Regions from separate parts of the Mus musculus genome. Here region 1 is linked to region 2. The links are chromatin loops, found by intact Hi-C in ENCODE. Cell type or tissue: gastrocnemius. All regions are shown on one strand. Links, peaks and the distances in the headings refer to the core of each region. The heading gives the core; the rest is flanking DNA. Region 1 has its middle 80 kb from the start of 1700025G04Rik. Region 2 overlaps Gm36920 (a long non-coding RNA gene).

Region 1 (15,957 bases), core at 3,329-11,328, 49 kb after region 2:
TCTGTGTAATGAAGTCCTCAGGGTGATTTCAAAGACTCTATGGCTTCAGTAAGGTCAAGGATGCAAACCATTCCAAGAAGGAGGATGGGACTGTGACCTTTTAAAGGCACAAGCATTTCCTCATATCTGACGTCTGTACTTTGTGATTCATTGCCTCAAACTTATTTCAAATAAATACCTTGAGAAGAATCTCTGTGTGTGTGTGTCTCTCTGTCTCTCTGTCTCTCTGTGTGTGTATATGTGTGTGTATGTGTGTATGTGTGTGTGTATGTGTGTGCTTTCTAGGAAAAAGGCTAAGATTTTCTCATTTGAAACACTTTCTCTGGATCTGACTGTTAACTTTGGTTTTGCAGTCTCAAACTGTTGGGTTTTGCAGCTGGGACACATTGCAAACTGTTGGTAATCAAGAAAGCAGAAGGGAACAGAAGGGTGTCTGTGCCTTTGATTTGGAGAACTGTGATTTCTGGCACATACACACTGTGTGTGTGTGTGTGTGTGTGTGTGTGTGTGTGTGTGTGTGTGTGTGTGTTGGCCTCTGCTGGAGAAAGCATCCATTTCCCTTTGAGTTTTCCCCATGTGAACTCCTGACACTGCCACTTTTCCATCCCGCTGCCTTGGTGATATTTTGGATGTGATCCTTCCAAGGCACCCTTGCCAAGCAGGAGAGAGGCAGCATCATGAGAGGAAAACAGGAAGGCCTGTGCACACCTGGCCTGCTCTAGCGTAGAGCAGTTCTACAACTTGCTAAGCTTCGAAACATGGGAACCCATGCAACTGCTCTGTCCAAAACTCAGACATAAAATACCAATATTCAAGAGCTCTGTTAAATGAGACAAATTTGAGGGATGTGACCCAACCGTTTCTCCATGAGTGTTGGCTATTTCAGAGCTATGTTGGTGATATATCATCCCTCATCTGAACACATGCTGGTGATGTGCACTGCTCATCACTTTGGCTACAGTTACATCCCTCGACCTCTGAGGGATGGCCACTGTTTCATTTATTCTTCCTGCTGGCAAGAAAGCAAACAGAAAGCTAAGGAATCCCAGCCCCTTGCTGGGATTTCACCTTGGCCGGCTCTTCAGTAGCCTCACCCCCGGGGATTATATAAATATTTTGTGTTCCCAGAACCTTGATCAGGCAATGTCCCAAAAGAGCTCTGCCTGTAAACACTGACCTAAGCAGTCTGGTTTCAGACATTGTTAGTCTAGAGGAACTGCGATGACCACCAGGAGCACTTCTCAGCAGTCAGGAGCAACCCTTGGCTGTCAGGAGCACTCCTCGACTATTGGGAAGACTCCTCTGACTGTCTTTTAAGGAGATGAGGGTGGTGTCACAGACACTCTGGTCAATATCAGCTAATGGAATACATCCTATCTCTAGGCCAAGTATCAAAATGATCTAATCCCCAGGGTCTGCTGACGGCTACTTAGGCTTTGCTCCACAAGGATTACAGTTGCCTTTTGACTTATATCATGACACTTTAGTATGAGAAAATGAGGGCAGGAATCAGCTATCCGATATTGAAGAGGGTGGTTCCATGACAGTCAGCCATCAGGTCACAACTTAAAGATAACCACCAATCTGGGTCTTGAAGATAAAGCAGAAGCCAAAATGATGAGTGCGGCTCTCTGCCTCAAGACGTGGATTGAATGTTGTTTGGCAGGGCAGGGATCTGCCTAAGGGAAATTCCATGAACCATCCATCATTGCACACAGCTGCAAGACCTTTCCAAGGGAGATCTGAACACATGCCTATTCCCCCCTGAGTAGTGCCAACATAGACATTGTTCCACCCAAGTCTAGCTTGGTAAACCAGAGAGTTTGTTGAGGTTATTTATGAGAACATTGACAATTCACTGATGCAGCAGCATGGCCAGGAAACCCACCTCAGCCTGGATGATAACTCGTGAGGGCTGTATTCCTAATGTCCCCCGCAGGATTTACAGGCAGCTCCACCAGAGAGTCCTTGCTCCCTCAAAGGCTGTTTACTGCTTACCGACCTTGGGGATCCTGCCAGTTTCTAACTTTCTGAGCTTCCTGAGTCCTAGGTGGCCTCCCTCCTCCTTTCGGGAAGTATTGGTTCAGTTCAGAGGAAATAGATAGACAAGACGCAAAAATGAGAGGCGTACAGACATGAGAATACGAGCAGTGACCAAAAATAACAGGCAGAATGCCCATTGGTGCGAATGGATCCCTATCTTAAAGGGGCACAGACACCTATTATTGGAATTCATTTGGTATTGCCTAGAAAATAAGCAGATTCTGATTATGTAAATGCTGCTAAATTGACATTCCCACAAGGGCCAAGACTGAGCAAAACACGTCTTTAGTTTGTTTTGTGCTACACCTACTACAGAGCTACAGGCACAAAGATGTTGAATATGGGACACTGTCCTAAGTTTGCTGTGAAGGGTGGGGCCAGGCAGTAAGTATGGAGCAATCACAACTCTGCTTTCCGAGATATATTTTAACTATCTTCATAGATGATTCAATTAAGCTTAACATTGGGCTTCAGTTTATCGGCTTAGAGTTAGAATCCAGAAGTCTTCTTCCATAACAGACACATCAAGGAAGCTGAAAGTCTTAGAAAAAAAAATGAGTTTTCAGAATGCCAGAAGTTTTAGCATCTCAGGGTGGGAACCAGACTGAGCCATGTGAAATGGGAGAATGTGTTCAAGTTGTCAAAAATAGACCGGAAGGTCATGGTCAGAAATAAACCCCTGGAACAAACAAACCAGGACCTGGGACACATACCTAGAGTATCAGGATATCAGAGCAATCGTCCCTGTATACTCAGACACTCCGAGCCCTTGGAATCAAGTGTCTGATTCCAGGAGGCACAGCTGATTGGGACAGGGGGATCTGGACCAGCTTCAGAGGAAGGGCTGTCAAGATGGTGGCAGGACTAGAGCATAAATACTGCCTGTGCAAGAAGAAGTCAGGATGCTGGTTCCAGTAGCTGTGGGATTTTAGCCATTTGGCTTCAAGGAGCTCTGTTCCTACATCATCAAGGTGAGGACAGTGGGCTGGGTACCCAGGTGCTCCATGATCACACAGCATCTCTGTTAGTGCAGAAACTGAGGATGGCCCCTTCCCTTCATTTCAGTTCATTAGCTGTTACTCACCTCTTCCTTCCTCATGGGATGCATAATAAGAGAAGAGAGACTGAGGCTACTCAGATACTTTTTGGATGCAAAGGCATGGCTGGCCAACGCCTTTGTCCAATCAGAAAGAAGGTGTGCAGCTTGCATGTGCTAGACAATATTTCAACACTGAGCTATAATCTTAGCCCTAAATTTATATCTGATCCCCGATCTTAAGAAATCAGCAGCTGCCTCCATCCCCTAAGATGTTCTACTTTGTCCCTACCGTGCTACCATGACCAGTGAGTTTTCTTGGATCAGAAGAAATGGGGCAGACCAGTTATCTACTCATCCAGTCATCTGTGTGTAGCACATCAATGACAAGGCACCCAGAGACACGGAATCCATTTAAAATAGAAAGGAGGCACACCCAGAGCAAAGCCCGGCCTTGCTAGTCATGCACCATCCTTAGCCAGAGGCTCTCTGGCAGGTTCAGTGGGCCAGTCTCCAAGAAGCCCAATAAGGCGCCCTGCCTCTGATGGCCTTAGGGTGACATCTGCCCTTGGTTGTTCTGTGTTTCATTTCTTTGGAGAAGCAAAGGACAGAGTGAGAGTGAAGTGGACCAGGATGAGTTAATGACTTAGAAGCAGAACCCTAGAGTCTACAACTCCCATTCCTCACTGCCTGGCACGTGAGCAAATGAGCCTGGTTCAAAGGCACATCAGATGACAGGACATGGTGGAATGCCTGTTGATAAATATGATCATTTCATCTTTTGGTCTAAGGCCAGTCTGAAGGTCCACCTTCTGGTAGTGACGTTGCTCTAAAATAGTCATTTATCAACCCTGGTAGCCACTGCAGCCATCTAGGGAGCTGGCTCCGTAATGAGGATGCTCAGGCACCATCTGCAATGTAGGAAACCAGGATCTCTGGAATTCAAGAAAGACTTTCCTTACGTGACAGATTGTACCACAATGTGCCGTATGCTTCCAGTGGCTAATTAACTCAAAATGTACAAAGCACTAGAAGACTCATTGAGGAAAAAGAAACCTCCCCTTAGAAGACTATATCCTAACCTGTACCACACTCCTTCTCTCCTGTGGAATTACTGTTGATTCACACCCCTGAGAAGTGTGGTTTGATGGCAGCTAATCTTTGAATGCATGGTGGACCCGAGGAGCGTCTGGCCCCAATGAAGTGTTGGGTGAGAACAGTTGCTGAAGAGGGAATTTGTTTGGTTGCTTGTTTTGTTATTGTTGCCAGCATGGTTTGTTTTTGTTTGAGACAAGGTTTCCTGTATCTTGAGCTACCCCTGAACTCACTATGTGGTAGAAGACAAGTCTCGAACTTCTGATCCTCCTGATTTTGTCTCCCACGTGACCACGTGTGGCTTATGTGGTGCTGGGGACTGAACCCAGGCCTTTGTTCTTGCGAGGCAAGCACTCTAGCTAAGTTCCATCCCTAGCCCTCGAATCGGTTTGGTATCCACTTACTCTGCTGCATTTTCTCTCAGCCATTGCGGTTTTGCCATAGTGCCTGGCACTCAGTATGCTTTCAATAACCAGTAAGACTGTCATTAATCTCTACTGAAAATTTCAGCCCTCTAAATCCTCATTTATGTTTTTGTATTGGTGGGCATTGAACCCAGGGCATCATAGACAAAGAATTTACCCCTGAGCTACACTCCAAGTCCTTGGTTGTCCAGATCTTTAGATAGCATTAGGATAACTGATTTAGATATGAGCCCTTATGGATATTATAAGGGCTGCAGGCCATGGTGTGATTTTACTTCCAACAGCACTGTCCCTGCCGTCTCCTCTTTCACACTAACCCTGAACTCACATTTGTATCCTCCCCAAAGGATAGTTTTGCCTTATCTGTCTCCACCTTATTAAAGAGTTCAAGATCAGACTGGAGACATGGCTCAACAGTTAAGAGCATTGGATGCTCTTTCAGGGGACCTGGCTTCAATTCCCAGTCCCTATATGGCAGACCATAACTGTCTAGTTCCCAGGGGATCTGAAACCTTCACACAGACATCCATGCAGGCAAAACACCAAGGACATTAACAAATAAAGATAAATTTAAATAAAAAATAAATTTAAAAGAAGAGTTTCAGATCCATCCCAGGAGAGATAGTGAAAATGTCTTCACTCTTTACAACAAATTCCAATGCTGGTCCTTTTAATTCCACTTAATCCTGGGTTGTGATTAATATTCCTTTTTACTTATCTTTTAGGTGATAGATGGGGTTGGAATGTAACTTATCAAAGCATTAAGCTGGCACACAGATTGCAAATCACTCAATGCTTCAATCATCAGTCCCCACATCAAAGCCCTGTGCCTCAGCCTCGTCCACCTCTGTCCAAGCTTCTGACTCCCTTCCCACTTCCGGCTCCTTCCCTGGCTCACATCTCCCAGCCATTGCTGCAGGCCGCTGCTTGGATAGCCTTCCCAGGGACTCTCCTGTCTTCCTGGTCTCTACTGTTCTTCCCTATGACCAGACCTGCCAAAATGTATTTGTGGCATTTGAATGCAAAAATTGTGCTTATTTGTTTCTGGATTACAGCACTAGCAGTTTACAGATATATAATGAGGTTTTTTAAAATCAATATATGAACTTACTATAGAATTATCTGGTCAATGTCCAAAAATACTATGTTCAGAGACCAAACATTTTCTATCTCCTCAAGAAAGACATCAGCCTTCCCTGCTAAAGAGGTCTCTGAGGTGGATAGATGACACCCTTTTTTGACTCCATGCACTCTCTATGGTGGGCTCTTTCTTCTCCTTCAGTGTCAAGTCTCCTTCTGAGCTGTCTGCTCCTTCCTCCGTCCTACTTGGCTGTCCCTCCTTGGCTGTCCCTCCCTTCCCCTTACAGTGCAGTGCAGACCTCCTTGCTTGCCTTCCCTTTGTCCCCTGGCATCTTCAGCCAATTTTGCAATCTACCTTCACCACATAGAGACGGGCCTGCCCCTGCCTTATCTGAGAGCCTCTGATGTGCCCTAATAATGTTTTAGTTTTCCTGCAATTCCCCTATGGTTGTTTCCTAAAACTCCTCATTGTTGGCCTTCATTCAGAGTACTGAAATGTATTTGCCACCCTTGTTCTTGTTCAATCACCCCTTACCATGGTCTTCTCAATCAGCTGGCCTTCTCCCTTCCAGACATCAGCATACCCTCTCACATGCAGACCTGCCAGCCATGTGGCTTTGTTTAGCTCCACACTCCACAGACTCTGCCCTTCCTTCCACCGCATGCCCAGGTCTTACCTCTGCTCAAGGTTCACCCCAATCCATCCCTTCCAGCGCTTCCAGCCCCCACCCACACCTTAGTCACCACCCTTTCCCTCTGGACCATTAGCTCAGAGCGTGGCCTTACACGGGGTACAGAATTTTAGAAGGCAGAGATGAGATCTTGCAGGGTGTTGGCAAGCAGACAGATCTGAAAAAAAAAAAAAAAAAGAAAAGAAAAGAAAAGTGTCCTGCAGAGGTAGTTGTATGTTCTTTAATTCAATCATAAACTTTAGGAAAAGAGAAAAAAAATATAGACCCTGTGGAGGTTGTCTATGAGGATATTAGACTGCCCGGGCCTCATGGCTTTGGGCTTTTTTATATGTTAAAAGGGGGCTACTGAAAGTTTTTGAGAAAAATCTCAGGTAGCAAATTTTTGCAGAATTCTGCAGCATCTTTCCCTTAGGAGGCTGGAGAAATGAATATTTGGCCCAAGGCAATGAATTTCCTTTTTGTTTGAAATGCTAGACTTGAAAGAAAGATGTCAAATTAAACTGAAAAAAAACCCCACGACCAAACATCTCAGATAGTCAGAAACTTGCTCTCTAATGTGTGGGATTTTGCTAAAATGTATAATGTTTGCATGTTTCTGGCGTTGTCATAGAAGCAAATGGCACGTTTTGAGACTGTGGATCTCATCGGGTGTTTCCAGGCTAGGACAGGATGTACTTTCAGCTGGTGGCGGTGGGGAGGGTTCCTGGAGCCCTGACAAGGGCTCCCTTGCACCTTGCTGTGTCAAAATGCTCAGAGGTGAAAGGCTGGCGCGGACTCCAGCATGAACAGTTCTTTCAACCTTCATCGAGAGTGCCCACTAATGCAAAAAACAGACGAAGGAGGCCAGAATCAAAAGGGAGCCATTGTCACCCACAACTCCATTTGCATTTATTTATTCAGAATTCATATTAACTGGCAGCAGCAGCTTGTGCTCATTTTCTCTGGATCATTAAAATCTGTTCATCTGAGCCGTAAACAAAGGCACGGATGCCCAGGTAGCAGCTCGAACTACCCGGCAGTAATTGCGCCATGGCTCCCCTGTAGCAGCCCACAGGCTCATAGTAGCTCAAGACTGACGAGCGTGCTCATTAAGCAGGTGTGTCTTAAGTGTGACCTGCAGAAAGACTGGAGGCACTTAGGACATTGCCATGTAGTTCCATGCTTGGCCTAAACTGGTAAAAAAAAAAAAGAAAAGAAAAAAGAAAAAAGAAAAAAAAACAGAGAAATCATTACAAATTTAGTCTGGATCATATAACAGTAGGACTTGTGTGATCAGAGCCTGACACAGTACTCCAGCTTCTGATACCATGGGTTGTTAGCGATGAGGACAAAGTGGAGTGGAGGGACTACGCAGAGAACCAGGGCACAGAGTGAAATGGAGCACGTGCATGTTGATAAAATGTCATGTAACTGTACGACCTGAAGCTCGAATGCTGGCCTGTTGTGGTGACTTACATCTGTAGTCCCAGCACTCAGAGGATAGAAACGTGGGTGTGGTACTGTTGGGCTTCCTGGTCCATTAGCCGAATCATTGAAACCTCAGAACTCAGAAATGGAAGCCAAGAAGATGAAGAGGACAAGGCCTGCTTGTGCTAAATAATACAACTGTTTTTTTTTTTTTTTAAGAAAATAAAAACCCAGTCCCATGGATTAAATGTTGAGGACCAGGTAAGTACTGAATGAAGACAAGACCGATAGTCAGGAATACGGCAAGAAGAGGAAGTGAAGCTGTGGGTGAAAGGTAGCCAAGAGCGAGACTTTAAGAGCAGTGGCTGATGGGCGGTCCTTGGAGGAGAGTGACCCAACATTAAATTTCAGATTCCTGCTGGGAAGGAAGTCCCTCCAAACCTGACCTAAGGCACAGAGTCTTTCTCTAGTCCTGAGTCCTTCAGTGTCTCACAGCATAAGAGATGCTCAAAGATCATTTGGTGAACAGAGCCCTCAGAGGTAATTAAATTCATATGTTTAAGTGAAGCTGAACCTGAACAAATTGGCCACCACAGTCTGCTTCCATGCCGTTCCCACAGGCTCAGGCCACATGGGATCAGAGGACTTTTCTTCTTTCTGATGAGTTCATACTTACCTGGTTTGGGGGAGCATTGTTTGGTCGTTTTGTTATTGCTTGTTTACTGGGTTTTTTCTGTTTCATTTTGCTGATATAATACACATGTATATGAACCTGAAATGATCACAAAGATAAATCAGAAATTGCTTTCTCCAGAACTACGCACATGTTTCTCTATTGATCTGGGAGAGGCCGGGATTTAGCTTGAGAAAATCGGAATGGATCGTCGTCGCCCCTCCCCATACATCACTTTTAGGGAACAAGGGGACATTCTTAAGCTTGGGTAACGATGTGACCAGTCTAGAAAAAGATCCAAGAATAATGAGAATGGCTGAATGAATGTTTTTTTTTTTCCTCAAGCTAACCAGCCCCTGAAAAGGACTCAAGTAGCTCAGGCATGTGCTGAATCCCCATTTCAGAAAGGCGAGCTAATCTCCTCTGTGCCTGAGGGTCTTCATCTGAGGGACAGAGATAAAGAGCATTGTGAGAATGCAATGAGTCATTACATATGGATGCTTCTAGAGGAGGAGTCTGATGTATACAAGACTCTCCCTCCCTCCCTCTGTCTCTCTCTGTGTGTTCACATGTGCGTGCGTGCGTGCGTGCGTGCGTGCGTGCGTGCGTGCGTGCGTGTGTGTGTGTGTGTGCTTGAGTGCCTGCGTGCTGACAGTATGCAAACGCATGCTCATATGTGTGAATGTGCATGCGAGGGCCATAGGTCTAAGTCGGTTGGCCTCCTCAATTACTCTTTACACTGTGCATTTAAGACAATGTCTCTCACTGAATGGAGCGTGTTGGTTTGGCAACACTGACAAGCTGTAGGACAGCGGACAGCCAGCAAGCTGTAAGAATCCTCCTGTGTCTTCCTTCCCAATGTTAGGTGACAGGTGAATGTCCACAAGCTATTTTACTTGGATTCTGAGTATCAAATCACTTTACCAACTGAGGCATCTCTCCGAGCCCCCTAAAACTTTTGGCTAACACTAACTTTCATAATTTTTTTTTGACACGGTTTCCTTTCCAACCTTGTAAAATGAACCTGCAGAGCATGCTCGGAAGCTCCCTCCCCTTGGGGACTTAGAAATAATACTACTTCCTATGCATATATTATGTTCAGGACATCTGACCTATGTCTAATCCGATCTTTCACAATAGTCCTATGAGATAGGCATTATTCAGTCGGGAGTCTGAGGATCAGAGAAAATATATAACAGCCTCACCTAACAAGGAAGGGAGCAGAGATTTTGACTTTAGGGCCAAATGAATCTAAAGCCACTGGGACTTTAGGTCTGCGTAGAAGTTTGCTTCATGTGCTTCCGGTTTACATTATGTCCCCAGCATAAATAAATAAATAAACAAATAAATAGACAAATAAGTAAATGATAAACAATATGTCTCATTTTACTACACTTTCCGGCTATACACTACAGAAACTGCCAAAATGAAATTGAACTTAATTTACATAAGTACATAGGCCAAAGACCATCTTTGATTGACTTATCTCACACGGATTAGATGGCTTGGTGCCTCTCTAGAACTTCTGCCTGAAATCCTGCGATTAATTGGCCTTGTGGCTCTAATCAGAGGAAGTCTGTTTAGTTCAAGTCACATGAGGGCATTTTCACTCCAATTATAACGTCAGCTCTAAATCTGTTGGTCTGTCACAAAGGCACAAGTTTAAACCCAGTGACGAACTTGAGCTGTCACTGTTCCCCAAGTAGAGACATCCTCAAAAGCTTATCTGAGCAGAAGGTCAATCCAAAGGCCTGGAGGTTTGCCCAGCCCCACTTCCCTGCCCAGCTGAAAGCAGAGAAGCTCACAGACACACAGCTGAGAGGACTGTATCTGTGGGGTCAGCAAGCTAAATTTGGAGTAGCCAGGCCAAGTGCAGACTCTGTAGCCAGCCAGAGCCGTACTGGACATATGAACCCAAACAAGTACAGCAGCACAAGGAAAAACTTGAATGAAGAAGTGTTAGAAATGATATAAAAACAGAAAAAATGCAAAACAGCTTCCCAGTTCAGCAGGGATAAGGAAACAGACCCTCGGGGGTTTATTCTTCCAGATTCTTGTGCTATTCAGGGTACCCAGAAGGATTCCCCACTGTCTGCAACAGTACCGCAGTTTCTTGTTTTCTGAGCGCTCAGAGATATTATGGTAAGTGCAGCGTGCCTTTCGCTGGTCTCAGCAGTGGATGAGGACATGGCTTAAGCACATGGCCGTGGTTGGGAAGGCTGGGTGAGGCTCCAGAGCACCCACAGACATGTCACTCCAACCAAGTGTTGTCTGCCAAAGAGCCACCCCCTTCTGAGAGCTGATAGCCTCATCTGCCTATGTGGATGTCTACACCCTAAGCCAAGGGCACCTTGAGTCTGGATGTACCATGGTGCCAATCATGACCACAGGAAAAACTCCCTTCCTTGCTCTAGTGAAGCAGAAGCCCTGAGGAGCCCAAAGCCCTTCAGTGGGTATTTCCTATTTTCCTCTCCTGTGAGCCTTCTGTAATGTAAAGGGCCATATTTGAGAGACTACAGGGGGATCCCGTCTTCATGTGTTGCTGCCATACTGGGAAAGAAACTTCCCTAAATGTTCCACAGTAGGCATCACATATCGATGGCCTCAGTTTGACACATGTAGCTGTGTCTAAATCCAATATTCATAGGCGTGCTGGCTAATTTTATGTCAAGTTGACGTGGGCTAGAATAGTCTGAAAGGAGGGAACCCCAATTGAGAAAACACCTTCATAAGGCTGAGCTGTAGGCAAGCTTGTGGAGTATTTTCTTAATTACTTAATTGGTTGGGGAGAGCCCAGCCTATTTTGGGTAAGGTCGTCCTTAGTCTGATGCTCCTAGGTTCAATAAGAAAGCAGGCTGAGCAAACCATGGGGAGCAAGCCAGTGAGCAGCATCCTTCACGGCTGGCCTCTGATGATCTGCTCCAGTCTCCCAGGTTCCTGCCCTGAGTTCCTTCAGTGATGGACTATGGGTGTGGAAGGATAAGTCAGATAACCCCCTTCCTCCCAACCTGCTTTTGGTCACAGTGTTTCATCATAGCAATAAGAACCCAAACTAAGACAATAGGAATGTAATTGTTATAGTTGTTAACCTTGTCTAATTAGCATCTGTCTTAAGCAGGGGATGGGGCCAATTTCTGCAGGCCCACACTCGACTAGACAAAGGTTAGGAGGAAGGTTCTGAGGGGACTGGCATTGGAGAGCAGTGAATGGTCCCCTGCACCTCCACATTCTACAGATGTCGATGGACCTTATGCCCCAGATAAAGCTTTACTTTCTTGCAAGGAATGCCACTCAAAACCTGGGTCTTGCTATTCCCAAGGAAAGTAAGTTCTTCCTCTTATGTCCCCATCCATTCAATTCCCTATTACATCATCCTTTTCCTCTTCTCCTTCTCCATAGATTCTGTTTTTCATCATCTCTCTTCCCCTAGGCACTAAGGTTTCTGATCATGAAGATAGTGTACCATTCATTTTGGAATTTTCAGTACCTAGGATAATTTCTGTGGTTAATACATATGCTCTAAATTTCCTTCTATGAAGTGAGGTGATAGGGAAGTGGGGGGAGGATACATATACATATACATATATCATATATCACATATCACATATATCATATATGTATACATACATACATATAATTTATATATATATATTATTTATGCCTTGGAAAATTCTCTTGCTAGGTCTGTTTTGGCCTAACCAAGAAAAGGAGAAGACACACATTTTTAAAGTAGAAGAAGAAGCTGGTCTCAGCAGCACACTCCTGTGATCCTATCCCAGGGAGGCAGAAATGGGAGCATCCCCTGGGGCTTGCTGGGCAGCCAGTGGATTTGAGTCTGCAGGCTCCAGGCTCAGTGAGAGACCCTGTCTCAAAACATAAGGGGGGAGAGAGTGATTGAGAAAGACACCCAATGTCAACGTCTGACCTCTACATACATGTGCGCACACACTCAAAACATGTTCACACCTCGTCACATGTATCCATCACTCATCACACACACACACACACACACACACACACATACAAACAAGCAGGAGACAACTCCATCTTTTAGTGAGTTTTTAACATGCCTAATTAACAAAAGAAAGAAAGAAAGTAAAGGACTCCAAGAAGGAATATTGCCTTGTGTAAAGTACTTAACACTGCCTCTCCTGCACTCCCACAGCCCACAGGGCCTGGAGGGAACTGTAGCATCTTGGACCTTAGTTGCCTGTGCTCTATTAATTCAAAGACAAACATATTTCCCAACTTGCCCAAGGCTCTGGCAGGGAAGACTCGGATCCCCGAACACGGGTCATCCTAGTGCGGCAAGAACCAGCTGGGTTTTCAGCTATGTGGATGGAGCCATCTGTTTTGCTTGCCCACATAAAAATATGCACAAGGACTGTGCAAATCAGCAAATCCACAGCTTCCCGAGGACCCAGCTGGGATGCGCCCTCCCTTTGGGGACTCATGAAAGGTAAATCCAGTGTCAAAAGACAGAGGGCCAGCAGTAAGGCTAAGGAGCCAACGAATCAGACTCCATCATCTCTCCCTTGCCTTTGCCTGGACTGCAGCCCATCTGGCTACTTAGCCACATGGCCATTGTGCTTGTGTAAGGGGCACAGTGGTGCATGCTGAGTGCCCGGAAAATTACCAGCAGCCTCCTGCCTCTCCCTCCACAGGCACCAGGAGCAGATCACATAAGAACTCCCTTCTCTGATGTTCTTTGGTCTGCTGACTGCCTAGTCCACCCTTGGTCGTTCATATAATGAGCCTGGTGAGTCCAGGTGGCCAGGAATAGAGAGGCTTTTTGTATGCTGGTCTCCGAGAAGGGAGCCCTTTAGCTTTTCCCACATACTACCCTCCCCCCACTTCCCTATCACCTCGCTTCACAGAAGGAAATTTAGAGCTGTCTTGGCTCCCTGGTTAGCACGGAGGACAGTGGATTCCTCACTTTAAAAAAAAAATGAAGGAAGGGAAAACTGGAATAAAATGAGGATGCTGTTAGCCTACCACCCAGGTGCAGATGGTGTTTGGCAGCCCAAGACCGGGCCATGATTGAGAAGAGCGTCTGTCTCCAAACCATTACAGTTAATTATCTCAGAGTTACAGATTCATCAGCAGGCAGAGAGCCAGCTCGAAATCCCCTGGGAAATTTCAGATGGATTAATAAGCAAAGGGACGTGGCTGTAAGACAGCTGATGTTCTATAAAGAAATGATATCATTATTCCTATCCCTCACTCCTGGACCCAATGCTTGCTTCTACTCTCCTATCGGTGAAGACATCTGTCCAACGGGGGTCTGGGTCAGGAGAAACCGCTTTGTTCTCGGTTGTTATCTAGTAGCACAACTGTGCTCAGAACAAGACTTGTGCTTTGTTATGGCTCCTGCTCATGTAGGAAAACATGACTTGACCTGGTCATCTGCTTGTCTCTGTGGCTTTCCCTGTTAAGATGGTTCTGCACAGAAACCCCACCCCACCCCCAGAATCTTTAACCAAGGCAGAATGAAAGGGCTCCCCCTCTAGCTACATACAGCTATGCTCAACAGGAGCCAAGCAGGAGCATACCTGACTCTGTCCGCAGTCTCGGGACATCTGCTCATTACAGGCAGCCCCTTCCCGGACTCAGAATGCAACCTCCCTTTCTGGGCTCTTTGTCTTTGTGTTTCCCACCTAAGGTCCATATCACTTATTCCTGAGGAGCAGGAAAGGCCCCAGCAACTTTGACACCGTGTGATGGGCTCCAGTCACGTGGAGAAACAGAAGCAAGAAATGACATGCATGCCCCACTGATGTACAGCTCTGCCAGCAAACCTGCTGACATCTCTCTCTCCAACACCTAGGGCCTGGATTTGTCCACGTTTGTTGGGTGTGACATTCCTCTTCCTCTAAGCCTTCTCTCACTGTCCAGGCCCCTGGAAACATAGGTAAATGAAACAGAGGAGCTTGGTTTCAGAAATGAAATGCACTCTGGAAGGGAAGAGAAACGCTAAGATAGCTAAGTCCTGTGCAGGGAAAGAATCCTTGTCCAACAGCCACATTGCTACTTGGAAGTCTGCATTTTATAGCTATCCCTTTCTTCTGTTTCTCCATGTGACTCAACAGAGAGACAAAGTTTCCAGGATCTAGAACTATATGGAAATGATGTGGAAATAATTTGACTTGCTTATAGAAGCTAAATCAACCAGGCAACACCTCTTGGTAACCGGAAGTACCGGTGAGTATTGTCGATTCTGTGGCCACACAGGCGTCATGACAGCTATTCAGCTCCTGCTCAATAGCACAAAGCAACAGTACATAGACCACACATTTAAAAAATGAGTGTCAGTTTAAAAAAATAATAATGTTTCAATAAAACTTCATGTATAAATTAGACAACACTTGAGATTTTATTCATTATGTGTCAACAACTTTTAAATATAAAGTTACAATATATTTTCTCTGTCTGAGTAATGTTTAACACTCATGGATGATGGTAGCTAGGACAGGAAATCTGGGTTTCTTTCCCCTGATTTTTTTAAACAATAATCAAAATGACAATGTAGAGCAATTTCAGGAAGCAAAATATACATTACTACTTGAACGCTCAGCTTGGTGAGACTGTGTGGACATGGTGAAGTTATTTGCTGTCCTAGACGTCCCATTTTAGGGAGTAACACGCAAAGTTATCTAGATTACTTATCTTATTGAAAAGCTGAGTATAATATAAAAGCAGTCACCTAAAAGCATCCAGGGTTAACAACGTAGACCAGAGTTACCAGACTCCATGCAGGTAAAATAGGCAATACACGCAGAAGCAAATACTGTCCTGATGCAAGTTCACTTCAGGAAAGTTGGCTGCATTCTGAGAGCTTCTTGGAGTAATTAGGACAGTCAACAAGGGCTAGATCTTATGTAAGTCACAAAATGCATTAAAAATTCATTCTTACAATAAATTTAAGACTCAAAGTAAATTTCTGGAATAAAAGGGAGCGAGAAGTGATGAATGTCTCCTGTGGACAAGCAGATAGAATTCACATCGCCTTTGGATCAAAGACCCTGAAGCCCGGAACTGGACATTAAAGGAGTCCTCCAGGCGTCTTCAAGCATATAGAGGTCCTCTTTGGAATCATTCATTTCATCCTAGATCTTAAAATTGTTTTCCAAGTACCAAGACCAATCAAAGAGTCAAAGAAAAAAAACACCATGATATTAACAGAAATATTTGTAAATACTGTAGTCTAGTGAAGCCAGATACAAATCATACTGAAAAAAAATGCTTGCTATTCTTAGAGGGGGGAAAAATCAGGCTTCATAGAAGAAAATGGTTTCTGTTGCTCTTTTGGGAGGAAAGGGGATGAGGCAGGGTCTCACCATTCCGCCTTGGCTAGCCTGGAACTAACTCACTTTGTAGAATAGGCTGACCTTGAATACACAGAGAGCCAGTTGCCTCTGCCTCTGGGTCATGGGATTAAAGGCATGAGCCACCAGACTCTGCTAAGAAGGCATTTTTCTAAACCCTGTTTTAGGACAGGAGAGACAG
Region 2 (15,957 bases), core at 5,269-13,268:
TCCTGGTCCTAAATCATGCTTCCTGAGCCTGGGCTGACAGCCGCACTTTCTGTTCTGCAGCTCTAGAGGTGACATGGGTACAGAACTCTGGAAACTCAATGGTGGTTCTTCAGGGTTCCATTGAGGTCACTTCAGGGCAGACGGTTAATTCCTTGCACTTCTTCCAGGAAGCATTTGGAATCCTCTCTCTCCACAGAAACCCGGGTGGGACTGAAGGAGACCGAGGGTATCCTCCACGTGGAGGGCACAAGTATACAACACGAGGATCTCATGGTAATGGGGGCAGCATCTAGAAATGCTGCTAAGGGAGGGGACATGCCACAGTCCCCCCACCCCCCATATCCCTACACCACTGTCTGCTCTCCTCTGCAGACATGGCTTTCTGCCACAGTTCAGAGGAGGAAACAACCCAGGCCAGGGATAGAAGTCCAAAGACTGGATTGCTGTCTACTGCTTACTGGCTGTGTAGCTTTGGGTAAATTCATTTGTTCTAATGAACCCCGGTCCCTCCCTGACAGTCCGCATCTTTTCTGTGGGGCAGCATCCAGTGAATGTGCTAAAGCACAGCACACTAGGCAGATATGAGTGGGGTAACTACATGTTTGACGTCTATATCCAGCTTTGTCAGCTCTACCCTGTACGTCCCAAGCCGAATTTAGTAGATGCCGAGTCATTAGGGACCCCCCAGTCACCACACCCAGAATTACCATCATTCCGCAGGTTCGCTGCCTTGTGTCTGTCGTGTCTGTCAGGTGTCCACCGTGTGAAGAGGTGATCCATTATCTGCTAGACTTTCACTAAAAGCATAAAGTATTTTTTTATGACCTTGGCAGGGTATGTGGCAGGGGGAAGGGTGATATAAGAGCAGACTAGATATCATCCTGGCCCTGAAGAATGTACTATCTGGAAACTAGGAAAGAGGAAGAAACACTGCTCCGTTGGGCAAGTAGCTCACAATCTTTCAGAAATTCCATTTCTTTCTGGGGCTAAGTATTATGAAAGCTTATTTTTGAATTCTCAAAGCTCTGGATCCAAGTGTTAATTTTCTTCACAATAGAGATGAGGTACAATCACATGTCCCCATCTCTAATTATTAGGTCAGGGGAACTGCCTCCTTTCTCCAGAGTCTCCTCTTCTTTGCATCTAGAATAGAGACAGTCCATCTTCCTTGCCATGGTGGTTTGAATAGGAATGGCTCCCATAGAGTCATGTGTCTAAATGCTTAGCCCATAGGCAGTGGCACTGTTAGAAGGTGTGGCCTTGCTGGAGTAGGTGTGTCCTTGTCAGATGAAGTGTGTCACTGTGGGGGCGGGCTTCGGGGTCTCTTATATGCTCAAGCTATCTCCAGTCTAGAGCATCATCTCATACTGCTGCCTGTGGAGCAGAATATAGAACTCTCAGCTCTTTTCCAGCCCCATGTCTGCCTGCACAAAGCCATGCTTCCTACCATGATGATAATGGACAGAGCCTCTGGAACTGTAAGCCAGACCCAATTAAATATTTTCCTTTGTAAGAGTTGCTGAGGACGTAGTGTCTCTTCACAGCAATGAAACCCTAACTAAGATGCTCGCACTGCCTATAATGCCACCAAGTAGTCCCTCAGCTTTGTCCTTCCCAGGCCCCCATTTGTATCTCCTGAAACCAGTATCCTGCAACTCAGGGTGGAGCTATATTCCTGATCTTCTGATTCAGTGTGGCTCTGTGATTGTACTTTCTCCCTATTGAAGGTATTTTTTACTTTGAGAGATGCTAAAGATCAATACAAGGTTTATGAGCCAGTTCAGGGCACTAGTGGACCCATTGCCAGATGAGCTACCCAGCCTCCTTGTGCTGGGTGATGAGCCTCTCGGTCTTCATCAGAAGGAAGCACAGTATGCATGTGGGAATCAGCACAAATGAACAGCGGCCAGAGGAGAACGAGCTCAGAATGGACCATGGAATCAAAGGGATTTGCTTTTGAATGACTTGTGGCAAACCGTACCATAAAGGAAAAATTGGGCCAGAGAACAGTGATTCTCAACTTCCCTAATGCTGCAACCCTTTAATACAGTTCCTCATGGTGGGGGTCACTCCTAAACCATAAAATCATTTCATTGCTACCTCATAACTGTGATTTTGCCAGTTATGAATCATAATGTAAACATCTGATATGGATATCTGATAATGTGATCTCCCCCACAAATGGGTCTCTACCCATGAGCTGAAAACCACTGTCATGGAAAAATATTGCCATTTCAGTAAGTCAAATAGCCCCAAACCGATCATTGTGTGGGAGTCAACATAAACGTTTTGTGGCTTGCTGACTGTTTCCCCTTACTTTAAGGATGAATAAAGCTCTTAGTTGTGATTTGAAAGTAAATTAAAAAGTGGTTTCACGATCTTTAAAAAAGATTTTGTGTGTGTGCATGTGCGTGTGTATACGTGAATGCAGATTCCCTCAGAGGCCAGAAGATGGTGTCAAAGCCCTGAAGTTAGAGTTACAGGTGGTTGTAAGATGCTCGCTTGGGAGCTGAGAACGTCCAAGTATCTTATTCTCTGCATGTGGGCCAGTTCCGGGTCTGTAAGTTAATTTCCATCTACTGCAAGGGAAGTTTCTTTGATGAGTGTTGAGTGATGCATTGATCTATGAGTATAGTAAAAAGTCATCTTAATGTTATGTCCTTTAAGCAAAATAATAGCCTTAGGTTCTCCCTTAGAGTCTATGACCTATCTAGCCACAGGTTTTTGGCCTTGATAATAATGCTAAATAGGGGTCACATATCAGCAAGCAAGCCTTCATTAGCTCTAACTAGAAAGAGGTTGGTTACTATTATAGCATATGCCACTACTGCACTAGTGGGCATGTCTTGTCAGGCCAGTCATGGTTACAGCTCACAAGAGTAACACTAATGATGACTTTTTTTTTTCTACAGTAATGTATATGATGCTTTCCAGCCTCATGGAAGCTAGCCAAGAGGGATGAAGTTCCCAGGTAAGTACCAGCTTGATTTATCCATGTTGTGTGATAAAATTATGTGGTGTCTTCAGCAATAGAGTCTTACCACCATGTTCCCAAGGGTAATCAAGGATATTGGCAATATCCTGCAGTGGTTGAAGGTTGCTAGCTTGCAATGTTTGGACCCCACTGCTTAACAACTCAAAGAGTGGTAGCCTATTCATAATGTTGTTTTTTTTTTTTAATTGGCTAGCATAAACTGTCTGGTAGAGTTAGAGGTGAGTCAAAGTCTCAAGTTACATCAGGAAGTGGAGGAGGATCTTATAGTGGGAAAAGCCAAAATTCATTGGGTCCCGGAGTCCAAATTTCTTATGCAGTTTGCTTTACAAGTAGTCAATATGTGTGTCTTAATAAGCTCCACCACATGTTCAGCTTTCATATTTATAGTTTATGTTCAAAAAATATTTCTTGGGCCAAATTAAATGCTTACAGTCAAAAGCTGAGTCACCCCATCCGTATCCTAAACACATGATGCGCACATGTGTGAGCTGTCACTCACACACACCCATCTATGGCAGTCTTCTTCTGCTATGAGCTGCTGAGTGTCTCTGAATCTCATTTTTCCTCTCACTAAGCAGATTCTTCAGTGAGCACACACTATACAAGAGGCCCTGTTCTAGTTTTTCTTTTAATTTCTCATGTACTTTATTTATTCAACTAAGTCTGTACACATTTTTCCAACATCTACTTTTGGCTGCCCAGAGATACAGAGGGGACACCTCTCCTTCTCTCCATGGACCTAGAGACAAGTAGACTAAGTAAGTCATACACTTAAGCAGCCCCAAACCCTGCTCAACAGTGTGGACTGGAGTCAAAAGAGTAGGGGAGCAAGTGGTATCTGAGGGAAACTTATTGGGAGAAGTGATGCATTCTGGGAGTCAAACAAACTCATAGAAAGCTCAGCCCGGTACCCTGTGCTCAGGACACAGTGCCAGGCATGCCGAAGGCTGTTACGATGCTTTGTCAACAGGCTCACACTAAATTGAAGATATCAGAAGGACAGAGAGTCTGCAAGACAGACAAGAAGAAAAGTAGGTGAAAAGTTTAACCAAAGATGTATGAAACCATGCGAGAGGCTGAGGAAGTAGGCAATGTAGTCTCATCACGACACAAATTTGGAGGACAATGTGGCAGGAAGTGGAAGTATCTGCTCATCCTAGTGAATTGCCCTGGGCTAGACTGAATACTGAAAACCTAAAGCCCACCCTTTGGGGGATACTGAAGAGACTGACTAATACAAGGGACCGGGTCTGTTTGGTGTGTCATTAGTGCATGTAGCACCAGATGAAGTGAATGTGACTCCTGCACATGCAGGGTGAGCGACAGGATGGGAGGTGGTCGTGGGGAAGAACTGCATGCTAGGTAAGTGATTTGGAAGTAGAGAGAGCCTTCTAGGCCACAAGTTTTGCTTGGCTATTTAAGCTATGAACATTCATCCCACTTTCTAAATTTAAAGTGAATGGTAACAAGTAATGCGATGAACTTATTAAAATAGAAATAGATGTTTGAAATATTTGTAGACGTAGTCGGGGCATGTGTATCAGTGACAAAACAATGACACCACTGGTGAGTGATGATGGAGTAGATGGGTTTTCTGTGAGTGACAGCTCACACATGTGAGCATCATGTGTTTGGGATGCAGATGGAGTGACTCAGCTTTTGACTGGCATGAAACTCTGGGTTCAGTGCCCAGTACTGCAAAATTAAAAAGAAGGAAAGGAGGAAGGGAAAGAAAGCTAGAGCGCACATACAAGAAAGCAAGAAAATAAAAAAAGAAAGAAAGCAAGAAAATACATATCTATTCTAATATCACAGCCTAGGACAATATTCCTTGTGGTTTGAATGAGAGTGATGCACCCCCCTCCCCACCAAACACACACACATACACATTGGCCCATATGTTAGAATACTTGGCTCCAGTGGTGGAACTCTTTGGGAAGGATTAGGAAATATGTCCTTGATGGAAGAAGTGTGTCGCTAGGGGTGGGCTTTGGGTTTTCTAAAGATTCCCATTTCTGGTGTATTTTCTCTCTGCCTCCTGCTTATAGATCAAGATGGTAACAGAACACTCAACTGTTCCTGACACCATGTCTCTGCTTGGCTATCACAGACTCCAGCCCTCAGAAACCATAAACTCAATTAAACACTTCCTTTAGCAAGTTGCCTTGGAAACGATGTGTTGTCCAGCAGTAGAAAGGTAACTAAGACACACTGACTTTGACTGGATATTAACTTTGGGTTTAAGCTTCTAGAGAATCAAAAGGATGAAATACAGTACAGGGCTACTCTAAACCTTAATTGTTGTAGTATTTTTGCTGGAACTAAATTCGGAAAGAAATTTGAGCAGTGGCTGTTACCCAAGGTGCTAACCATTACTACCCCTGCGGTTTTGTTCATGTCTGACCTTACGTTTTTTCTGGGCGAGTTCCAGTCTGCCCATCAGGTCTTAAACAACCCTTGTTCTCAGACCTAATGGAAATGTGGCTCTCATTTCACACTGGCTGGCAGTTTTCTCTTGATCACATTTTAAGGTTGTGTCATCAGAATCTTAGGATAAGTGGGTATGGACAATAATTCATGCAGAATCTGCCTGCATTTTTTTTCTGGAAAAGTAATACTGAATATATTGCCCATTGTTCATCCAAAAAGTGATGACTGGGGACCTGCTGTGCAAAGGAAGCTGTTTAAGGAGGAAATGACATGGCCAGGAGCCAGACAGATAGAGTTCTGGTTTTCACATGGCTTTTCTTTGTGAAAGAACAGACAACATATAAATTAAGTGGATTGTATGGTGTCAAGTGCTGGTCAGTTCTGGGAAGGAAATCAAGCAGGGCAAAGAGATGTGTCAGATGACTTGTCCCAGAGGCCTCCTGTGCATGGCTCAGTTTTCACCTTCCATCTTTTTATCTGGCTATGTCACCTTTTCCTTAGCAACAGAACATGGAATAAACATGACAGAACCAAATACCTTTCACCAAGTTGACCATTAAAGATGTCAGGAAGACATCCTGCCACGATTTGAAGCAGGGGTTCTTGCCAGATTGCTCGGAACTAAAATAGCCGTCTGTACCGGCTAGATCTTTTCAATGGTAAACCTAATTTTAACCTGAGCTTCTAAATTCGAGCTCTCTCTAGATTCTATTACAGGATGCAAGAGTGGCTACTAGAGTACCTCCCATCTATACAGCCCTGGTACAGGCCACAACTCCATCACTTATGTGAACTCAGTGAAAGACAATCTGGGTAATTGTGTTTGAGACTGAATTGTGATCTCCTGAGACCCCAGTCCCAGTTCATGTAATAGAAACCATCTTGTAGATGAGGCTTTTGGGAGGTGACCAGGCTTGAATGAGGTCATGGGGATGAGGTCATGGGGATGAGGTCATGAGGATGAGGTCATGGGGATGAGGTCATGGGGATGAAGTCCTCGAGTTGAGATACCAGAAAGTTTGCTCTGACTTTTCTTTCTGACCCTTGAAGACACAGCAAGAAAGCAGCCACCTAGAAGTCACAAGTGCATTCCTCAACAGAACTCTACATGGAGTAGAACTCAACATAGAAAAAGGCATACCATAAGTGCAACAACTAGCTAGTTGGACCCTGGAGCCAGACTGCCTATGTCTACATACTAGCTTCAAAAATTTCCTAGTTGGATAATGTCAGGCAGGTTACTTACCCTCTCTGAGATGGTTCTCTTCTTCCTCATCATTTATGTATGTATGTATGTATGTATGTATGTATGTATGTATGTATGTATGTATGTTGAGATGGGGGTTCTGTGTAGCCTAAGCTAACCTTAACCTCACTATGTATCTGAGAATGACCTTGAATTTTACCTAAGTGCTAGGATCACAGCCATGTACTATGTTTAGCTCTGAGATTGACCATCTTATCTATAAAATGAGGGTAATAGTAGTAAATCCCTTCCTGGGCTTTGAGAAGATTTAATTAGTTAATACATAAGTAATTCTAAGAACATTTCTAGTACATAACATTCAGTGAATACACATTATTATTTTTACAACTCCAGTTTATAGCAAGGGTATTAAGAATTTGAGATGTTAAGTTACTCGTTGAGAGGCATCCAGAGAATGGGTGACAGACTCAGAGTCTGGATCCAATCTTAGTTCAACTGGGCTCTTCCTGCTAGCACCGCCTCTGTCACCATCAGTGGTAACTATAATGATGGTACTTCAAAGATCTAGATGCCAGTAGACACAGGAAAAACGATAGAAGCATCTGTGAAGATCTTGGGTTACTCCCAGTCCCCATGTGTCAATCAGGTACTGTGACAGCAGAACAAACACAGCTAAGGGGTTTCCTGCTACCCATCATGCAATCCACACCTTTGCTTGTCTGAATCCTATCTGAAGAACTGTGAGGGAGTCATAGACACAGATGAGAGGTTCCTAGTCTCAGCGTGCAGGAGGAAAGAGTAGAAAATGCAGAAATGATCACCCAATAAAGAGTAGGAACAGCTGCTTGGGTCAGGACCCAGTCACGAGACCTGAAACAAGAGGAATTGTTAGTTGGTCCAGAGTAGTACTAGACACAAAGATTTTGGTCAAGATGCTGTAAAAGTGAACAACAGAAGTTCTCTAAAGAAAACATCACAAAGTCAAGACCTAGAGAGTGGCCTAGTGAGATAGCTCAGCCAATAAGGCACTTGCCACCAAGCACAAACCTAAGTTCAAGCCCTTGGATCCACACAGGGGGGTTGGGGGGAGGACTGACTACCACAAGTTGTTCCCCTCCATCTCCACAGTTATTTGGTACTCGTGTACCACTCTCATACATGAATGAATGAATGAATGAATGAATGAAATTAGATGCTTTTAAAAAGCTAGAGAGTGAGGGTATCTGAATGATACTCCCTGCCAAGGCACTGAAATTCAGCGAAAGTTCTGTAGCAAGTTCTTCATTAAAGATTTTGTTTTTAATTCATTTTTTTCTTTTCAATACATTTTTATTTTTGTGAGTGTGTATGTGTTTGTGTGTGTACATGTGTGTGCGCCTTCTTGTGGAGGGCAGAGGTTAACCATAGAGCTTGTGTCCCAGAAGCCATCCACCTTGATTTCATTTTGCCGCTGTTTGGTTGTGTTGTTGTTGATGTTTTATTTTGCTTTGGAGATGAGGTCGCACAATTGCGAACGGAGGCTTCCCAGAAGCTCCAGGGGCTCATTTGTCTTTGCTTTTCCAGGGCCAGGGTCACAGATGCGTGCAGCCACACCTAGCTTCTTACATGGGTGCTGAATATTGAACTCAGGCCCTCATCCTTGCCTGGCAGGCATTTTACTACCTGAGTCATCTCTCCAGCCCCCTCTGGTGTTTTTATGGGGAAAAAAAATCTAAACTTGACACCATCACACTATAGAATCCACCGTTAGCTCAGCAAGTGAATCATGCCGAACTCAGTCAGGGGATGTTAAAGTACAGCTATTTTAATGCAGTGATTTTAATATAAAGAACTGTTAACTTGATACAGTTTTTAGCTTAGTGATTGAAAGTGTAAAAGTCGATGTCATATAGACAAAACCTGTAGGAGATAGCTGCCTCGTGTTGGTGTTTCTCTGGGGAGCGGGGGGAAATAAAGAGGCTGCTTTCTGCCAGAATTGGAGAAACTGCAGACCGGATTCAGCTGCTGGGAAAAGGGGGTGGAGAGGTACCACTGGAAGGATGCCGGCAGGCGCAGGAGACACCAGGAGCAGGAGACGCGCCAGACACTAATTGTTTAGATGGTATTAGAACAGCAGACCCGAGCTCACTCCAGGCACAGTGTGGCACAAGGTGGTCCTTTCTTCCACCTCCAGTCTTGCAGCCCCTCACTAGGGCCACTTCTGCAGGTTAGCAATGGCAGTATAGATGCAAAACTGGGGTGAACATAGATGCCAGGAAGCAAATAGGAATATAGGGCACCACAAGACTGCTCAGGCTTGAGAGGAGAGATGGGCTAGAGATAGTCCTCACTAACAGCAGACAGAAAAGAGCTCACTGGTTCCTCTTGAGATGAGCCTCCAAAGATGATGTCTGTTGACCAGGTAGACATGCTCACTGAGGAGTACATCCCATGTAGGACGAGCAGTCTAGACCAAGACGTGGAAGTGGGAAGGAGTAGGGTGCATGTTGAGACTATGGAAATAATTTGACACAGTTAGACTATGAGATGCAAGAAACAGAAGATGTGAGAAGGCATAAGAACCCTGGGCTCAGCAAGGGCTAGATCATGAAGACTAACTAGTCTGTGACAATTGAACTGTTGAGCCCTATGTCCGAAGCCACAAAGAGCGGGTGGGTAGTGTGAACAAAGTTGTGTTTTTGAAGGCTTATTTCTGACCATTGTGGAGGATCACATGGGGAGGAGCAAAGGAGACCAGTTAAGAAGCTACGAGAAAGTCCCCATCGGGCAGTGGTAACCAATACTGGAAGAAATAGTGCCAGTGGGTGAGGACACAGACTGTGCAAATGCTAATGGGGTAGAAATGAGAGATATGCTCTAGTAATATTTTTATTATAAATTCCCATTGTGGGGTTGCTTCCCACCTTAGTGGTTTATGTTCCTGAATGTGAGACACACACACACACACACACACACACACACACACACACACACACACACAGCTTTTATATTCTAATTCGCCTTAAGCAGCACAATAGCAGGGGAACGGCCTAGCCTCCATGTTGCTAGAATCTGCCTCCCACAGATAATTCTGAATTACTACTTACTAATGTCTACGTTCCATCTTGGCTGCTCTGGACCCAATTAAGCAGCCCTCTGGGCCACTCTTTCTTGGCCCCAAGCCCAGGGATCTCTCCTTGCTTCCCTACCCCGTGGCGCTCTCTCTCTCTCTCTCTCTCTCTCTCTCTCTCTCTCTCTCTCTCTCTCTGTCCCTCCTCCTCCTCCTCCTCCTCCTCCTCCTCCTCCTCCTCCCTCCCTCCCTCCCTCCCTCCCTCCCTCCCTCCCTCCCTCCCTCTCCCTCCCTCCCTCCTTCTTCCAATCTCTCTATCTCCTCTCGACACATTCTCCCAAGGTAGGGCAGGTCCCTCTCTCTCCTTCCTCCTGGTCCCAAGCCCAGGAAACCTAAAACCCCACCTCTTTCTCTCCTCAGTTATTGGCTACTGGCATCTTTATGTATTAATCAGAATTAACTGGGGGGCAGGTTCCCAGAAGCTATGTGCAGACCCTCTAGTGCAAACTGTTCTTTGGGGACCCAATCAGCATTTGTAATACAAGCTGCTACAACATACAAGTCAGGTCAGGACAAAAGGGACTGTCTATGCCATGCCTGGAGTGGGCTCCTGGAGGTGCCATTCTCCAGGCATTGGCCTTTGGGTGAGGGAGAGATAAAAAGGGCTAAATGTGTGACAGGCTTTTCAGATCTTGCAAATCAGAGACAGAACATTACCTTAAAAGGCAGCTGAGTTGTCGCTGACCTCATCTTGCATGGGACCTTAGTCTTCAGATGACATCAGTCATTGCTTTTCTCAAGAGATGTGGTTCACTGTCATGATGGAAGTCATGCTGCAGGTCCAGGGAAGAGCTCTTGGATTTGTGACTCAGACAAGAGGCAGTCCTCCTTTCTCATTTCTGTTCTCTTCCTGTGGTTCACAGGGTAACGCTCAGGTACATGATGGGAAGGAATATGGCCAATGGATTGGGGGGTGGGGAACTGGCAGATGGATAGCTTTGTCCTGCACTCATGATACACTCCTTAACTAATTTCCTTCTCATCCGGAGTCCTGCCCTGAGGAGACACTCGGGAAACGCCCTTGGAAGTTGTGCTTGAAGTGAACTCAGATCTCAGAAGATGGTGTTGCTGCAGCTCACAAGTTCCTGAAGTCTGCTGATTACAGCCTGAACTTGCCTTTCTAATGAAATATTGTCTCTATTGAGAGAGCAAGCCACACACAGGTGTCACATAGAGCTTGCGTGACAGCGGGGCTGTTCTGTTTCAGAAACTCTAGAGCATCTGTCCCTCCTTAGTAATGTCTTCTTTTTACTCCTGCAAATACTTCGATTTCATGCTTTGAATGTAAAGATGAGGGGCGGGGATTTGTGAGCATGTAGGGGGTCCATGTATATCCCAGAATCAACAGAAGGCTACTTCTGCCTATTCTTCAACCCATGACTTGTGTTTACACTTCTGTACACAGCCATTCAGCATTACTCTCTCCACAAAACCCAGCGGAAACCCACTGATCTTTCCCACCCCAACTTCCCAACTTCATAGGCATCCTCTAAGCTTCTCCAACATCAGGATCACGACTCTTCAATGCTTGGGTGTCAATAGTTCTTGGGTGTCAGATTTCTGTTTGAACAATCTGTATGACAGTGTAAACCCAGGAGGTCAGGGGTCTCTTATTTACCTGTGTACTCAGCACTTATAACAACAGGCCAGTGAGACATCACTACCCACGTTCCCCTGGGTCACGTCCCAGAGTCACCATGGATAGACTTTGTGACTCATCTATGGCCTTTGTTTACACCCAGGCCTCCTAGCTCTTAAAAATCTCACCTCAGAGCAGAAGGCCTTAAGCTAGCTGCTCCCTTTCTTTGTTTGACCTGTTTGTCTCCTTCCCACTGTGAGCTGCTCCATCCACTGTACTCTATTCACTGACCCTGCCTTCCAGCACCACAGACCCCTCAAGGTTATGCACACCCTTGGTTAACAATGTACAGGGCTTTCTGCAAAAGAAATCAGCAGGCTCAAATATCAATGTGTTTGGTCCATAAACAAGTACACACACACACACATACACACACACAATAATAATAATAAAATAACAACAATAATAATAATGATGATGATGATGATGATGTACAAGTTTGGAGATTGGTGTGGTGACTCTACAACTTCCTTTATTAGCAGAGTGGAGCTTTGTTTGATTTCTGAAATGTGTCTAAGATCGAGAGCAACTGAGTCTCAGCATTTCACACCAACAGCTACATCCCAACCTTGTTTGGTGACAGGGCAGGGTGCTGGGGGGTTCCCATAGAGCATTATTTCTTCCTTAACCAGGCCCTGAGTGTTTCTGAAGATTTGAAGATGTGTTTGAAGGATGCTATAGACATCTTGGCAAGGCTGTGCTGGTTTATTCTTCCCACTTTGGAAAGCAGCCAACACTACCAGAAGTGGAAAGCCTGCGTGGAGAGAGACTTCCTGCTTTCCTGGATGGGGCAGTGTCAAGGCCTGACATCTGATACAGCACTCAGTTCTTTTCCCTTTTAGGTAGACCACTCTGTCCTGAAAAGTGAGGAAATGCCGGTGTCGCCCCCTTTTTTATGCTGCTGGATTCCAGGAACAGAAACAATCTGAAAGAAAAGCAGTTAGAAAAAATTCCATTGCCTAGTCTCTCTCCTATGTCCTCAGGTACCTCGTGTCTGAAGAGAGAGGAAACAGGAAGAAAACATGCCGTGTAATTTTTACCTCAACTCTACTGTGCCGCTCATGTTCACTGGCACCCATTCTGCTAGGACAAACCTGTAACATCTTACTTTTGTGTCCCATATCAGATTTTTAGCAAGAATGTGTATTATAGGAAGTGAAGCCCCTCTCCCATCATACATTTTAACTGAGCATATCCTATGTGCCCAATACTCCCTGACTAGGGAATCAAATCAGCACCATTTCCCATGTTACCAATAGTTCTAGGGTATACACCATTCTCATTAACAATTTGTAGCTGTTCAATAAGAAAGTCACCTAGACAGGGTGGTGCATGTCTGCAGTCCCTGAACTTGGAAGGTAGAGGCAAGAGGATTAGGAGGTTAAGCCTCTCCTAGGCAATAAGGCAAGTTTAAGAAAAGCCCAGGCTACATGAAACATAGTCTTAAAATAATAATAAAGATACATTTCTTAAGTTCTAGAATCTTTGGAACTTGAACAGAGGCTGGCCCAGGGGATCCATGAAGTTTTTACTGACCTGAGTTTTCTGCCTTTAAAGGGTATGCTTCATCCTTCAGCTGGCTTTCCTCATGGACTCACCATGATTCTAGCAATTTTACGTTTCCCATCCAAGACTACATCATGTGGGAGAGGCTATTTCTCTTCTAAGCATTTTAATACAGGTCTCAGAGCCATCTCTGAATCTTTGGCAGTGGCTAGGCAGCAGGCTGTGCTAATTGGCTTAAGCAAGTGAGAGAGTCCTGTCTGGAGCTATGGATGAGTTCATTTTCTCCCGATATATCCAGCATGAGGCATTAGGCAATGACGAATATAGAAAGAATAATTTGGATAGTGTTGGGAAAGGTGCAGGGGAGAGAGTAGTGTGTGAGAGAGTAGTGGTAGAATCACTCAGACTTATGGCTGTAGCTTTGTTCGCTTTTGATCCTGTCCTATGACCCAAAGCCTGTCCTGCCACACAGTGCTGTGCTCGTTTAAGGTTCCAGCTGAGCTCCCAGACACATCTTTTTTTTTTTTTTTTTTTTTTTTTTGGTTTTTCGAGACAGGGTTTCTCTATGTAGCCCTGGCTGTCCTGGAACTCACTTTGTAGACCAGGCTGGCCTCAAACTCAGAAATCCTCCTGCCTCTACCTCCCTAGTGCTGGGATTAAAGGCGTGCGCCACCACGCCCACGTTTTTTTATCCAGAGTCTTTACATCTCTCTCCAGAACTCTGCCTTCGCTCCATCTTTCCCTCTTTTCTTTGTCATGTCCTGACATTCTGTTTCAGTTTGATTCCACCCTTCAGGCTGTTTCACTACTACCACCACCAGTCCTCCCCCTGGCAGGGTTGTTCTAGGTCCTGACAAGTCTTCTCTAGCCATCTGCTAAGTCCCCTTTCCCTATGGTACTTCCACATAGTTTCATTCTCATGCATCCGTTGAAATGAAACTCAGGTAATAAAGTTCATGCCACAGGTCAAAGAAATGGCACTAAGAGCAGGTGCCATGTGTCCAGGTTATGTGGACACCAAGCTGTGTGTGTCCTGCAGAAGTGCCTGTGATAGGGCTCTTCCACTGTAACACCAATGGCTCCAAACTGGCTTTAAAAAAAAACAAAAAAAAAAACAAAAACAGAAACAAATCAGTTGGAACTCAAATGCTGAAGTCTTGAGTTTAGGGTCTTAAATCCAAACCATGAAGTTAATAATGAAACTCAGTCACATAAGAATCTAACACAACTCTATGTGTACAGATATCTCAGTAAGAACCGTCCTTGCAAGTAGAGACACTTATTTAATTCTGAGGACTGGAAATACCCTTCTAAGTTTCTTGCACATCTCTGAGATTTGGTAATCAGATATGAACACATTTTAATAATTGTAGAACAATTTCTAAGCATTGTTCAAAACTTAACACCACCACCACCACCACCACCACCACCACCACCACCACCACCACCACCACCACCATCTACAAAGTGATCCATCTAGATAATCCAATTTGGAGTCACTTCAGCCAGTATTTTTTTTTCTAAGAACTCTTCCCTGTCATTTCGAAACAATTATCTAAAAAAAAAAAAAAATCTATTTTAGAGACATAGTTAGAAATAATAGGAGTCAAGAAAGCTACCAGAAAGAACAGATTGTTACTTCTTATGAAAAACGAATGCTTTAAAAACTTTTTCTAGTCAAAATATTAACAAAAAAAATTGTCCAGCCTCAAGGAGTTGCACATGTCTCTGCCAGACATTTGTCTGCCAATGTTGATACAACTATTTGGGATCAGTATTGTACAAAAGAGAAAAAAATACAAAACGAAAACTTCATAACTCCATCAAGACAGTGTTGTTAAATGGAAGCTTGGATGAGTGGATGAATGGATGGATGGATAGAGAGAGAGAGAGATGGATAGATGGGTGGATGGGTGGATGGGTGGATTGCAGGTGGATACCCAATTAAACAAAAGAACTAAAATACTAACGGTGGAATTTAGGTGGTGTGTTTATGAGTGCTTACTGTAATTATTTCAATGTTTCTATACACTTAGAAAATTTCAAAACCAAGATGTGCATTTGAAAAGTGATGTTGAATCCTAAGGAGAAGGATGGATTGGGAGAGCTCACTGCTCACGCTGCAGAGATGGACAGACAAGGAGGGCATTCATGGCTCATGCTGCAGACAACTGGAGAGAATGCTATAAACCAGGCATGGCTGGGTAGGGCTGGCATCTCTCACTGCACAGAACAATGGCTGGACATGAGACAGACTCTGGGAGTGATTGCCAGAGATGAGTGATCAACACAGTGAGTGGAGGGTCAGTTCTTACCATGTGTTCCTCCAGGGCAGCCAGGGTCCCCACTCTCCTAATTCTCTAGCAGGGAGGGAAGAAAATGCTTTGAACTGTAAGCACGTTGTCTAGATTCTGTCCTTTACCTTTTGTGACAGGCTTAAAACTGTGTGTGTGCGTGTGTGCGTGTATGTGTGTGTGTGTGTGTGCACGAGTGCACCTGTGCTTGTGTGTGTGCGTGTTTGTGTGTGTGTGTGTGCATGTATGTGCATGTGTGCCTGTGTGCACACATGTGAGTACATGTGTACATACTTGTGTGTGTATGTGTGCAAGCTCTTCCCTTTTCTAGGAACAATCTTCCTGGATTTTCTAGGAACCTCAACTCTCCATCAGTTCATGTGGACTCAGAGTGCAGTCCTACTGGAAAAAGGCATGGACACATGACACTACCGAGGCCGGGGTGCACTCTCTCGGGTAACTTTGATCTTGAGTGATCAGCCTTGGATGGAAAACTGTTGGCACTGAAACCATGGAAGGCAGGAAGAATGCATGTAATAGTCGCTGCTGCTTTTAGACCTCTCTGTGTTTCTATAATTTAACTGAGGACTGTTTCCATTGCTTGGGAAGAACGCTGACAGGACTGAGGTAGTTCCCACTTATCTTGCCAGGGTTCAAATCCACAGTCTTGTATGTTCTAAGCATATGCTGTGCCACTGAGCTATAACTAACCCAACCTTTTATATAAGGTGACAAAGAAACAAGACAGAAAAATATTACTGAATTGTAGCTACATAG

What was found. A loop is a pair of places that touch in the nucleus more often than their neighbours do. Peaks named below come from ENCODE experiments on the same cell type or tissue, not always from the same donor. Only the 100,000 strongest peaks of a DNase experiment are listed, where the experiment ranks them.
Region 1: a loop joins it to region 2, with 2.1 times the contacts of the local background. A loop is called at or near these places in 4 of 42 quality-filtered maps.

The regions. Positions count from the first base shown.
Region 1 is chr1:152,162,692-152,178,648 of GRCm38, reverse strand. No RefSeq gene overlaps it. Among named protein-coding and RNA genes, the nearest start is that of 1700025G04Rik, 80 kb to the right of the region's middle. In gastrocnemius, for the core only: no CTCF peak of the experiment used is centred there; DNase peaks (open chromatin) are centred at 7,094, 7,382, 10,207, 10,690 and 1 more place; H3K4me3 peaks cover 810 bases; H3K27ac peaks cover 7,845 bases.
Region 2 is chr1:152,213,746-152,229,702 of GRCm38, reverse strand. Gm36920 (a long non-coding RNA gene) reads left to right here. Exons shown (of 8, transcript XR_001779484.1): 6 at 2,913-2,971; 7 at 5,044-5,192; 8 at 14,923-15,395. Among named protein-coding and RNA genes, the nearest start is that of Gm36920, 68 kb to the left of the region's middle. In gastrocnemius, for the core only: no CTCF peak of the experiment used is centred there; DNase peaks (open chromatin) are centred at 8,672, 9,781, 12,114 and 13,093; H3K27ac peaks cover 2,287 bases.